2 separate regions of the Mus musculus genome follow, and region 2 is linked to region 1. A link is a contact called in ENCODE Hi-C or POLR2A ChIA-PET data. All regions are on one chromosome and are shown on one strand. The core of a region is the stretch at or near the end of the contact, and the rest is flanking DNA. Distances in the headings are between cores, read along the strand shown. Region 1 holds the start of Cox7a2 (cytochrome c oxidase subunit 7A2). Region 2 holds the start of Tmem30a (transmembrane protein 30A).

The links. Hi-C counts contacts between places; a loop is a spot of excess contacts on that map. ChIA-PET counts read pairs that join two places held with the same protein, here RNA polymerase II (POLR2A).
Region 2: a loop to region 1 is called in a map of heart, with 6 times the contacts of the local background. The contact joins the promoter of Tmem30a here to the promoter of Cox7a2 in region 1. A Hi-C loop is called at or near these places in 12 of 37 maps with a recorded cell type or tissue (T-helper 2 cell, adrenal gland, gastrocnemius and 3 more). POLR2A ChIA-PET finds 5 or more read pairs at or near these places in 3 of 5 experiments (Patski and embryonic stem cell).

What each region holds. Positions count from the first base shown.
Region 1 is chr9:79,756,095-79,762,619 of GRCm38, forward strand. It overlaps Cox7a2 (cytochrome c oxidase subunit 7A2), which reads right to left and starts at 3,759. Exons shown (of 4, transcript NM_009945.3): 1 at 3,546-3,759; 2 at 2,396-2,485; 3 at 183-267. The coding sequence starts at 3,563. It also overlaps the pseudogene Gm51685.
Region 2 is chr9:79,789,557-79,796,081 of GRCm38, forward strand. Tmem30a (transmembrane protein 30A) reads right to left here and starts at 3,874. Exons shown (of 7, transcript NM_133718.4): 1 at 3,418-3,874. The coding sequence starts at 3,654. 4930429F24Rik (RIKEN cDNA 4930429F24 gene) reads left to right here and starts at 4,085. Exons shown (of 3, transcript NR_040734.1): 1 at 4,085-4,309; 2 at 6,184-6,329.

The sequences.
Region 1 (6,525 bases), core at 2,509-5,008:
CCACAAACCTGCCTTGCCAGACCTACTTGAAGGTCAAGCAGTGTGTTTTAGCTGCCCTCCTGACTGCTCATCTGAGCTACATAGAGATGGTGTGCAGACAGACTGCAATAAACACACCACATCAAAAGCAAGAAAACTGTCACAGCTACTCTTGACTTGTAAACCCTCAAAAGATGTCTTACCACCAAGCGTCAGAGCCATTGTGGCTCTGTAGAGGAGGGCATCAGATGCCCCGCCTTTCAGATGAACTGGCATCCCATTATCCTCCTGGTTAAAAAAAAACAAAAAACAAAAACCAGACATTGATACATGTATCACCTGCTTCCAGTTAAAAGTCAGGATATTAATTATTCATATAAAGCCAACAGCTACAGATACTCACAGAATTTAAAAGGCTTACAACTTTTATCCTTTCTCTACCACTACTTTAAATTTACAAACTTGTAAAAGACAGCATCGTTTTCAAGCTAATTTGAGACCTAATGAGGTGTTTTTGAGGACAAACCAGAGCAATAAAATATATTCCTTGAATTCAACAATGTAAATATAAGATACTGGCCAGTCAATCTCCAGGAAGATTTTTTTCCCCTTACCAAATGGGGCCGGGGGCTCTGACTTATAACACTAGTCTATCATCTTTTTTGTTTGTTTTGTTTTTCGAGACAGGGTTTCTCTGCGTAGCCCTGGCTGTCCTGGAACTCACTTTGTAGACCAGGCTGGCCTCAAACTCAGAAATTCGCCTGCTTCTGCCTCCTGAGTACTAGAATTAAAGGTGTGAGCCACCACGCCAGGCTACTAGTCTATCATCTTATATCCACTTAAGAATCTTGTTTTTATGTAGCATATATAATACTTTACTACTTGAAATTTTGCATAGGGAAAAATTATACAGCACAATAAAACTGTTCCAATCTGCAGGGCCTCTCTTCAAGACATACCACCCAAAACAGTTATGGCATACATCTCTACTGTTAATGCTTATTATTTACCAATTCTTTTACCTTATATGTACTAATATACAAAACGGCACTGTGCTATGTAATGATGTTAGACATTTATACTCTGTTTTAATTCTCTCTTCAATGAGTACATAATATTCTATCGGGAAAAAAAGAATGTCTGAACTACATTACTCAACCCTCCAATAATTTATAGGTTGGGTTAAAATCCTTTTTCAAGTTCCTTATGCTCATGCACAGAGTCTACACAAGTATCTGAGAGAAGGCTTCTTAACTAATAGACTTGTTTACAGTATTTCCAGTACCAGCTAAACTTCTGTCTCTAATGCATACACTGCTCAGCTTGTAAAAAGCCTGTGACTGATGCTATCTTTCTCCCATACCTGGCAAACATTCTATTTTAAATATTTCTACTTATATGGCAAGGAGTGAGGTTACCACTCATTTCTGTTTGCTCTGAAAAGACTGCTCCAATAACTGCCAGAGAAGCTACAGTTTTGGTTTTTTTGTTTGTTTGTTTTTTTGATTCTAAGAACATTTAAAGTCAGGGCAGAATAGCCTTAAATCTACAAAACCGAAAAGATAATGACAGGGTCACAACCATCTCTTGGTGACACTGACACGGTCAAGCTGGTATATAAAAAATTTGTGTCCAGAAAGGGGCTTCATAGCTTTGAAGGCAAGAGCACATGGCAGAACTTCTGTTCCACCAGTGCATGGGGCCAGCAGTGGTCCTCCATCTCGATAGCCAGAGAAATCATATTCTGTCCCCATGAAATGGCATTCTCCAAACCTCTGCAGCTTCCAATCCACTAGCTAGGATGCAGGAGTTAGGGCAGGAGCAGAATACAAGGCTAACTAAGTGTCAGTCAGAACTGCAATGCCTGCCACATTCCACAGAAATCTTCATCTCGCGCCCTGACAGCTATAGTGAGATCATACATTTCTTACAAATCTGCAATTCTTTGAGTACCAGTGACACAACCATACCTAAGCTGCACATCTGTTTCTTCTCCTTCAGCAATAAAGCGTGTATTTTTAGATCTTGGTTGTTCTCCTGGGGGGGGGGGGTGTCTTTTGATGTTTCCTTAGAAGCCTTCCCCACTTAAAATTATTTACTGTACTCTTCCCTGCAGGTATGCTACACCCTGTAACAATTCCTGCTTATTTTTTGTTTCTGGACTCTTTTTTATGGTTTATGCAATTATTCCCCCAAAGATTACCAATTCATCAAATCACACACACAATTCACTGGCTTCTGCATTTTTCCCACCTCCCTGAGCACCTCTTAGACACAGCAAATAATCCTCCTTACGATAAAAAAAAAAAAAAAAAAAAAAAAAAAACCTTGAGAGCCTCTAAGAAGCAGATCCTCTGGACTTACTCTACCGTGCCAGCTCTGTTACAATTAACAATCACATAGAACACTTCAGTACCTGAAACAGCTTTTGTTTCTCTGGAACCTTGTTTTCAAAATGCCTTCGTGAAGTGGTGCTGATGGTCCTCTGGGCAATCTGACGAAGGGCCTGAAACAGAAAATTCACATGCATCGAACAAGACCTAAGAGTCCAAAGAAACCTGTAAAGGCAACTTCCAACCCTTCACACTGAAAGGAAGCTGAGATTTAAAGCATTATCGAACTTGTCAGTACTATCCAAGACTAGCATCCAGATTTTCTACATGTTGTCTATTCTCTGCTCTGTGCTTCATGTTACATATCATAGTCTTCAGAAACCATGACCTATATATAACCTGTGCCTGAAATTAATCAGTAGTATTTTATAGAACAAAACATGCTGATATACAGAAAAATAAATGATATAGACATCTTATAAGTTCTAACATTTTCATTTAATATTTGCCTATGTCAAAAATCTATTCCTGGCAGGGTAGTGGAGGCTCAAGACTTTAATCGCAGCACTAGGGAGGCAGAGGCCATGCTAGTCTACAGATTTAGTTCCAGGATAGCCAAGGCACTGAAAAATTACTTTGCAGTGGAGGGCACATGCTAGAACACTCCTGGACATCTAAGAAAAATGTAATTGGTGTTAAGTCTTAATTGTGTTAAACGATTACAAAATAAAATCAAAACACACCTTTTTAAATTTTGGAGAAATATTCACCAAGTGTTAAAGGTAATTCTGAATCGTCATTACACTTCAATCATGAAACCCATTAAATCCCAACTAAAACTGTACAATTTAGTTCTTTGGCTTACTTCTTTGAATCAGGTAAAATTTTATCTTTTCACTATGATACAAAACAAAATGACAACAAAAAGCCACCTTCCACCTAGGTTTTCCAGGTGTCCAAGATCCCCCCACTGGAGCCTACGTCAGAGCTACAGTCATAGCCATAAGCAACGGTAAGCTGTAGTGACCAAGAACCAAATGCGATCCTGCTCTTCCCTCTACGACTACCCAGAAACAGCCAGGGGCGAGTGGACGGAAGGTCAGGGAAAAGGACGCGCGGCCAAGGTGACTCCGGCTGCTGTCTTCTGCCACATTTCCAGCACGCCTTTCTGTCAGGATGCCTGACCCTCCGCCCCGACACTCCAGTACCAGCCAAACCCCCAAAGCTACCTACCAGCAGATTCCGCAACATCTTGGCTCGGTTGTTACCCACCAACCGCGACTACTGAACGCCAAAAATCGAAAGCCACCAGACCGGAAACGGAACTCCCTCCTAGCGCTGCGCGCGCGTCGAGCAAGAGGGCTCGTTCCGGGAAGAGGAGGGGCTCGCGCTCCCGACCATAGAGAGCGGAAGGCGAGCCAGAGCGACTTCTCGCAGCGGCCCGTCTAGCCTCCGGACCTCCGAAGCTATCCTTACCACTTGGCTCCGCCCTGCCGCGCCTGCCGCCGGACCCAGAATCACAATGGAAAGCAAACGCCACCCGCAATGGAGAGGCGTGAAGTCTTGCAGCCCTCTTCATACGCTCTGGTGAAGTCAGTGGACAACCAGACTACCCGGAAAGTAGCTTGTCTTGTGAGAAGGCTTTGAGCCATTGTTTACAGTCTGAAGGAACAATGGATGTCAAAGCTACGTCGTACAAGCTTAAATATTCAAAAGCTCCTCTTAATACGGATAGAGTCCAGTTTTAGGGTTTGTCTTCCACAGATGAAAGTGGGAGGCGTTAGTCTTTGTGCTGAGATCATATAGGAACGACCGATGTTGGCATCCACAGGTATGCCAACCTGTGGATCTTCTGCTAAACTCCTTGTGCTGGAAGCTCTTCCTGTGTCCCCAGACTGGAACTGGCTGACTTCGTTATTGAGTCTGGGAAAACGCTGAAAAGAGGGGAATACATTTTTAAATCCACGTTCAACACAAATATCGACTGTGTCGTGCTTTCTCAGATCCGCAGCACATTTCACTCCTGGATGGAGCTGTCAGAAGTGCGCGTATTTTACAGATAGGCTGTTAGCATTTTGCATCAGTCTTGCATAACTATTCCTCCTTACAACTGCCTTTATTCTTCTGCACACTAATGTACAAGTAAAAATAATCTACTCAACAATACAAATGTCTTTCCACCCTTTTGCAAACTCAGAAACGACTTCATTGCCATTTCAGGTAAAAGCTAATGATAAACGGGTTCCACAGTGTTGCGTGAATAAAAACTGGTAATGCTTAATTCCTTCAAATCTTGGGGTACTTTTTTCTTCATAACCTACTGTACCCCCAACACAGTCTAAATTTTCTTCCTTACCAAGTTTATAAACACCCATTATAACTGACTTTTTTTCTACCACCTCTTAATTATTCAATGTACCATCGAGCATAATTACCAACAGCTGGGGATGGGGAGTTTTGTTTTTTTTTTTTTTTTGTTTTGTTTTTTACATTTATTGTCTGTAATTGGAATTCGTTAAAGTTTGTGCTGCTGTCGCTGTTTCACCACAGGATATAAGTTTTCCCAGAACCGACTGTATACTTACCATTCCCCTAACACTAATAAAAATGGGCCTACTAGGGGGGCTGGTGAGATGGCTCAACGGGTAAGAGCGCTGACTGCTCTTCTGAAGGTCCTAAGTTCAAATCCCAGCAACCACATGGTGGCTCACAACCACCCATAATGAGATCTGATTACCTCTTCTGGTGTGTCTGAAGTCAGCTACTTACATATAATAATAAGTAAATCTTAGAAAAAAATAGGCCTACTAACCAACACTAAGTGCATACTGTTTGACATTCCTAGGAATAGTGACTGTCCAAGAAGAACCAAGAGTTTACATTAAAACTACCTATAACAGCGTTGTCACTTAGGGCAGTACAATTTTCTCTTTACTGGACCACTCCATCTACAGACACATTCCATTTTAAAAAGGAAAGGACACATATGAAACAAAACAGTGTTTCTATCCCATTCTCTCCAGAATAAAAGCAGACTTCTGCAACTTGTGTGCCCCTCCTTTTGTGTTAGTCTTTTCCAAAATCACTTCTTAGGCAAGCTTCTGCATTATCAGCCACGGATATCACAGGTGCTCATTCCCCCAGAGTACATTTTAATTTGGAAATAAACTATCAAGGCAAAGGGAGCAACATGAGTGTGGAATGCGAGCCTTTTAAGGAGGTTTCCACACACCACTCTCCTAAGAGTCCTCTTGCACGTTGATCCTTAGTTTCTGCTTGACTCCTCATCCTACCAACACCAAAATTTCAACATACCTTTCCCTAATTCATACTAAACTATTTATACTTTCATTTTTTAATCTCTTAAAGTCTCTGCAATTTCCCCCAAACATTAACATTTTTCTACCAAACCCTACAATCAAATTCTATCTGTACAACTTCAGAATCTTATCTGACCATTTATGATCTGTAACATCACCACTGCAGGCCAAGCCAGCAACATCTTGTGATTTTATTTCTGCAAAAGTCTTAATTTGTTTCGATCTTCATCTTCTGTCACTGTTGTTTCCCATCATCCAGATTTTAAAAAAAAATGCTTGTTAGAAAAAAAAAGGACTCTGTCTACACACATAAAAATCCATTGAACATAAAAGCAAATGAACAAGAACAAATCATCTAATGTGTTGGCTTCATTCCACAACTCTGTCCGTCCCAGGGCTCTTCACTAACTTGTTTCTGCATTCTTAACTGCCATTACTTGGACAGAAAAATTTGGCTTAAATTTGCCTCAATCGATCAGACTTTATTGATTAATCCTAAATTCACTAGAAATTTACTACCAGGTCTCCGAATTTATCCAATGACATAAACTAACTTTCAAAATGGGCTCCTTTCCAAAACATCAGTTTGGGGTTGTTTGCTTTGTTTTTGGTTGTTGTTGTTGTTCTTGTTCTTTATTACAAAATAGTTCTTTGGAAGAACTGCTGACATGAGATTTAACTCCAAATTTTAAAAGTTGAAGTTGCTAGGCTTATTCATTTTATAAGTCCAAGTTTAATGAAGGAATGTGTCTGAAAACTAGAATGTCTAGTGGCCTCACTTCCAGATTATTATTTCCCTTTATTGCGTATCACAGATGGATTGAGGGTTGATCATTTCTTAATATTTCTCTACCAGAAATCGTTGTGGTTGTGGTTTCTATGTTGAAACTTCA
Region 2 (6,525 bases), core at 2,624-5,123, 34 kb after region 1:
AAAGGTGGTACTTTCAAGTTAGCTGAATATTTTGGCCTAGCCAAGAGCCTTAGAGGAGTCATTCATTGCCTTGTGGTGGGAACATGCTTGACTCTTAATTGTTGTCAAATTAAAAGAAATATTCAGTCTTTGCTGCAAATAATAAAGACATTATACAAGTCTTCAATAAATAAATTCATAATTGAAATATTTTAATGGTTACTAAAATTATCAGTGGTACTTTTCTAAAAAACTCACTTTACTTAGAAAATCTAAAAACCAACTAAGAGAGATTCATAAACTTAACAAGGGAAGGTAATAGGATACTAACTATGAGTATCCAAACATAAAAGCAGCTTTTCTGGGAAAATGTGAAAAGTCTATTAGTTTTACTTTCAATTTTCCAAGTTCTAAGCAAACACGCCATACCAAACATCTTGATTTATAAGTCTTCTGCCCTAGTAAGCTGAACTATACTGCACGTGGACTACTGAGTTTTCAAAAAGAAACTTAAACCATGTAAAACAGACAGCAGGAATCAGTGTGGGGGAGAACTGCTCACATCCTGTTTACCTTTATTTTATCTCTTTCTTTCTTCTTTCTTTTCCTTCCTTCCTTCCTTCCTTCCTTCCTTCCTTCCTTCCTTCCTTCCTTTCTGTGATACAGTATCATTCATTTAGTCCTATTCTAGAACTCACTATGTAGACCAGGCCCAGAGATCCACCAACCTCTGCTTCTCATGTATGTGGGTGGACCAAATGGGTATCTGATGCTTGCTGAGGCTGCAAGGGGACATGGGATGACTTAGAACTGTAGTTAAAGACAGTTGTGAGCCACCATGTAGGCACTAGAAATCAAACCTGGGTACTCTTGCAAAGGAAGCCAGTGCTCTTAAGTGCTGAACCAGCTCTCCAGTTCCTCCTGTTCACTTTTAATTATCCTCAAAGGCGTTTAGCCTAAGCTAGCAGCTAACAGAAGGTAGAGGACTTAGTGGGACAGCACTTCCTCGTGGCCCAGAGTTCAATCTCCAGCACACACAGAGAATAAAGAACAAGCATACAAACTTGTATGTCGAAAAAGCTCTCTAGGTTTTTCTAATAACTCCAGACCTAATTTGAAATCATTTGCTACATATCCAACACTCAAATTTTAATCATTCTATCTGCATGTGTTGGTGTTAATACAAAATTTCCAGTAACTCCTAATTTTCATTTTCTCTCATTTCAATTATGGCTTTTTGAACATAGCATTATTTTAAATCAAAATTAAGTTGTGAGTCACAGACTTTCAGAAGTGAATGGCATCTTAAGGATCATCCACTCTAAATCTTTGTAGTATTAAGAGCAGCTCACAAAAAAAAGGGTTCCATCACCACCTAGTGAGAGCTGGAACTTTCGCTCTAGGCCAGCTCTTAACTCCAATGTCCCTCTGTGCCACTACAATACACTCTTAAAATCAGGGGCACACTAAGCACAAGAAATTTCCATTTCACTAATCACTAAGTTTACAGAACCTTACTTTACTTTTCAGAACCCAAAAGTTTTAAAGAAAATTATTTTCCAACTGTAGTAAACAGTACTAGTTTTTTAACAATTTAGTAAATATTCATACACAATCTAAATCATCATTGCTTTCATCTTAATATCAAGTTTAAAGGAGATGGTGCAAAGGTCTAATGCTTAGGAGGTATCCCATTATCTTTCCTATCATCTCAGTAAGGGTCATGATGTAGTGTGAGAGTTTACACCTTGGAATCAGGACATTAACACTCCCAACAGTCCAGCCATCCCTCAGGCTGGTCCTTAGCTCTCATCTCCTGCTGATGGGTCATAACGCACATCTATTTTGCATCTAAGTGTAAAATCTTAGAAGAAATTCATTATCCTATTTATTTTAGAGATGAAGAAACTAACCTTCAGAGAAAGTAAGTCAATTACCCCCCCTGAAATCTAATTAAAGCTGCAGAGCTCAGGGTTTAGGTATGACAGGGAACAGAAGTGTTTTACATCCGAGAAGTTTTTTTTTTTTTTTTTAAAACATTCTGTACGTTTGTATAGTTTTCTCCAGTTGAGCATACCTAATCTCAAACTCTACAATCCAAAATATTCTAAAATCAAAACTTTTCTCCTGCCCAACCTGTTTGGCCCAGAGCTTCATTTACATTTTGGAGCATTTTGGGCTACCTTTGAGTATATCACAAGGCTAAAACCACGAAGATAAAATATATACCAAAAACATACGCTGTGAGCTTGCTCTAGTCAAAATAAAATTTAATAAAAGATTTTTAAAATACACTCTAGATACTATTCTTACTGTCATTAATACTGAAGCACTGTGCAGTTAAAATATATATATATATGTGTGTGTGTGTGTATGTATGTATATATATATATATATATATATATATATATATAAACCAGCTTACTTTAGTAAACTGAACAAAGTCACCAAAGTCCCTAGCTAAAATGACTGGGGACGTCCAATTAAATGTAGTATTTATTTTTAAATTAAGTACACAAAAATATATCTTTACAACAGAAGAAAGCAAGGTTACTCAACATCGATCTTGCCAGTTCAAACAGATGAAAACTCCCTTAATTTGATGGAGGACTTGTGGACGTCCAATACTGTCCGCCACACAGTACTCACATCCTGCTATAAACCCATCTTTACTGATGCGGACGGATAAAAATGCAGTGATTACTGCACCAACACAAATCAAAATGTTTCCCTCAGTAGAGTGTTTCTATCACATCTAAGTAGGATATTCCAAAAAAAAAAAAGTAATGCCAGTGAAATCGTTTATAGCTAGTTTCCAACTTATTTCGTGTGGAATCATTGATATGCATATTTTAAAAATCAAGCAGGAGGAATTAGGACCACTGTGGGGCATAATTAGAAATGAATACCGCCTAAAAACAAACCAGAACTGAAGTTTCATGCCTTTAACTATATCGTGGCCAACAACTAAAAATATCTAATTAGCTCAAAATCAAAGTTACTTGTGTGCGCTCTGTATGACTTAATTTCTTCACAGAAGAATCAATACCTTTATTGACTCCGGGTCCTACACCCAACCAATTTGTTAATCTCTGTGTCCCAGAATAACCCCCGCCCAAATAACAACAGTCTGCCCCTGTGAGTTGCCTCAGAGTTAAACACGTAAATCTAACTCTTTTTCCTCTTATCTCCTCCTAAAAGACATTCACTCTACCTCTCGGAAACCCACGCAAAGCGCCTCCAAAAAAAGTCTCGTCCACCCGACATTCTAGCTGTATTCATTCCATTTCCAGCCAGGTAAACCGAGAGCCAAAGGAAGCGAGCCCACAAAACTGCAAACTCAGAAAAGCCACAGAAGAAACCGAGAAGGCACCAGAGGGCGGGGCCCGCCTGTCACCTTCTGGGAGCCGGGGGATCACTGCCACGCCCCTCCCTCACCTCGATCTCACGGATGTTGTTGGAGGTGACGAAGATGCCGATGCCGATGGGGATGAAGATGAGGCCGATGATGAAGAAGGTGGGCAGCACCGTGCCGGCCGTGAGGATGGGCTGCCAGGCGGGTAGCCGTTGCTGTTTGAAGGCCGTGTTATCCGGCCTCCGGGTCTTGGCGGCGCCCCCGGGAGGACCCGCGGGCCCGCCGTCCACCTCATCCTTCGCGCTATAGTTCATCGCCATCGGCCCCCGGGCTTCGGCTCGGCCACGTCCAGCTGGGCCGCCCAGGGGACTTGCGTGCCGCCGACCCTGACAGGAGACGCGCAGTCACCGCTGCCGCTACCGCCTCCGCCACCCGCGCCGCCACCGGGGAGGCGGAAGAGGCGGGACACGCTTCTGCGGCCGGCCGCTGACCGGAAGCGGGCGTCTTTAGGAGACGCCCCAGGGAGGGAGAGAGAGGAAATGGGGAGATGATTGAGGGACGAGGGGAGGGGAGGGGGAGGAGGATGGAAGGGGGAGGAAAAAGACGGACGCACCCTGATCATCTGCCCTGTGACGACAAAGTGAGGGCTTTAGGCCGGGCGCGCGGCTACGTGAGCGCATGCGCGGCCCGGAGCGACGTCTGCGCACTAGGACGGTAGCGTCTTCGCTTCCCCGGGAGGACGCTTCTGTTGGCGCACACTTCCTGTTGTGGTTATCATGGAGACTTCTGGAGCCGTCAGGTCGGACTCGGTGACCTGGGCTACCTGTAATTTCGGCGCCGGGTTGACTTTTCTTATGACGCCTACGCCTCTTCTGAAGGGAGTTGTAGCGTCCTGGAGTCCACATGTTTAAAAGGATGCAGATCCCTATTGAATTTTAACTCGCCACTCAGTGTGCCTCTATGAATTTAAGTGAGGTATAACATGCGACCCATTTGATATAATAATAATAATAATGATGATGATGATGATGATGCAACCTAGTTTAGCCCTAATCCCTCGCTTCTGATCGATTTTCATTTATTTTTCTGTCTACTTCACATTGGTTTGGGAAGGTTATTGTAAAACATGACAGTGATTCTTTTTTTTTAAACTTGGTAATCAAAAACCAGAACATAATACCACTTGTTTAAAAAGGGGTATTAGTTTTAACCTGCCAAGGAAATTCTCGTTGAGACTATGTGTAATGTCAGCCCTTGAAAGGTAAAGGCAGAGTAATTGAAATTACAAGGCCAGTCTGAGCTACTTAAGAGGCCAGCAGGAAATCCATAGAGAACCTGTCTCAATAAATAAACAATAATTAGTAACTCAAAGACACCAAAGCAGTACAGAGAATACAAAGTGTAGAATTCAACTATAAAGCGTAAGATGCTAACCTCCATTGATTGACTGTAGGCAGGATTTTTTCTTTTCTATATTTTACAAATTTTCTTTTATAAGTGTGTAATTTTGCAAATTTACAAAAAAAATGATTATATAGCATCTACATTTTGAAATTGTGTTTGAAATCCAGACTATCTGACAGTACCTACTTTTAAAAAGTCTTTGTCTACAGTTTTGACTTGCTCCAGTATGTTCTTCTGTGATCTTGGATTTCCCGGCCCCGGGTTTTCCAGACAGGGTTTCTCTGTGTAGACCAGGCTCCCCTCAAACTTGTATAAATCCTCTTGCCTCCTGGGTGTTGTAATTAAAGGCCTGGGCCACCACAGCCTAGCTGATCTCAAATTCTTAAGGCCTCTAGAATCCTTAGGTTTGTATCTTGCTTTAGCAGCCTAAGTTTACCTTCAACCCCATTCAAATGGAAAAGAGTCTGTCATAGAGAGGCTTAGCCTGTTGTCTTAAACGTTCTGTTGGGTAAAATGTTCATCACAGTGTTGGGGATAATCATGGAGTCCTTTTTCTTTCTTTTTCCCCACTCCTGTTTAGATTATCACAGTTAGATGTGTTAGTTCCTTTATTTCTACTCTAGAACTCGGTTTAAATAGTGCTACAACTGAACCTTCAACATACAATTGAAAATATTCAGGGGAAAAAATTGCTTCTGAGCTAGTAAACACGGAGACAATTTCTCATCATTATCTTTTAAGTGGTTATTTCCATTGTACTAAGCAGTATAAATAATATAATCAGGAGACAGTTTGAAGGGTGTGGGGGAGATACATAGGTCATTTACAAGAGCTGCATTTTGTATAAGAGATTTGAGCACCTGAGGTTGTATCCACAAGTTTCTGGGACCTCTCCAGGATGCTGCAAGACACCTTAGTTTGCTTTAAAGCTTTGTTGCTGTTGTTGCAGGAGCAGTGATCTGATGGTTCTTGGTGTGCTTACCTACTTCCTGTTTCCTTTGGTTTGCTCAGAGCAAAGATTAACTGTCTCAGTTTTACTAAAAACTTCACTGGGGACTGGGTGATGATTACACACATTTCCTCCCAGCACTCCAGAGGCGGAGGCAGACAGATTTCTGTGAATTCAAGGCCAGTCTGGTCTATGTGAATTCCAGGACAGCCAGAGCTACACAATAAGTCCTTGTCTCAAAAGGTATCCTTTTTGTTTGTTTGTTTATTTGTTTTTGTTTTTGTTTTTCGAGACAGGTTTTCTCTGTGTAGCCCTGGCTGTCCTGGAACTTACTCTGTAGACCAGGCTGGCCTCGAACTCAGAAATCTGCCTGCCTCTGCCTCCTGAGTGCTGGGATTAAAGGTGTGCACCACCACACCCAGCCTTGTGTGACATTTCTTAATGCTATCAGATCAATAATCTGAAATGTATGTTTCATATAGTTTTCATTTTTTAGTTCAGTTACTACATTATGCCACTATGTCAGAAAGGAAGAAGAAGGAGAAGGAGAAGGAGAAGAAGAAGAACTTTGATAAATTAAGGAATGGAGAAAAGAAACCTAAAACAGTTGTTTTACTATTTGGCCAAAGTTCACACAGGTTTGTATGTCAGGCTCCTTCAGTACCTCAAGCTGCTTTAGTTCTCTATCATCTAAGCATACCCAAGGGTTTGTTTGAGTCTACAGCTTAATATTGCCTAGGAAAGTTAAACCTGAGAGCCACAGTTCTTAGAACATACCCTCACCCAAGACGTAGTTTCTTTGTGTAGCCCTGGCTGTCCTGAAACTCTGTGGATCAGG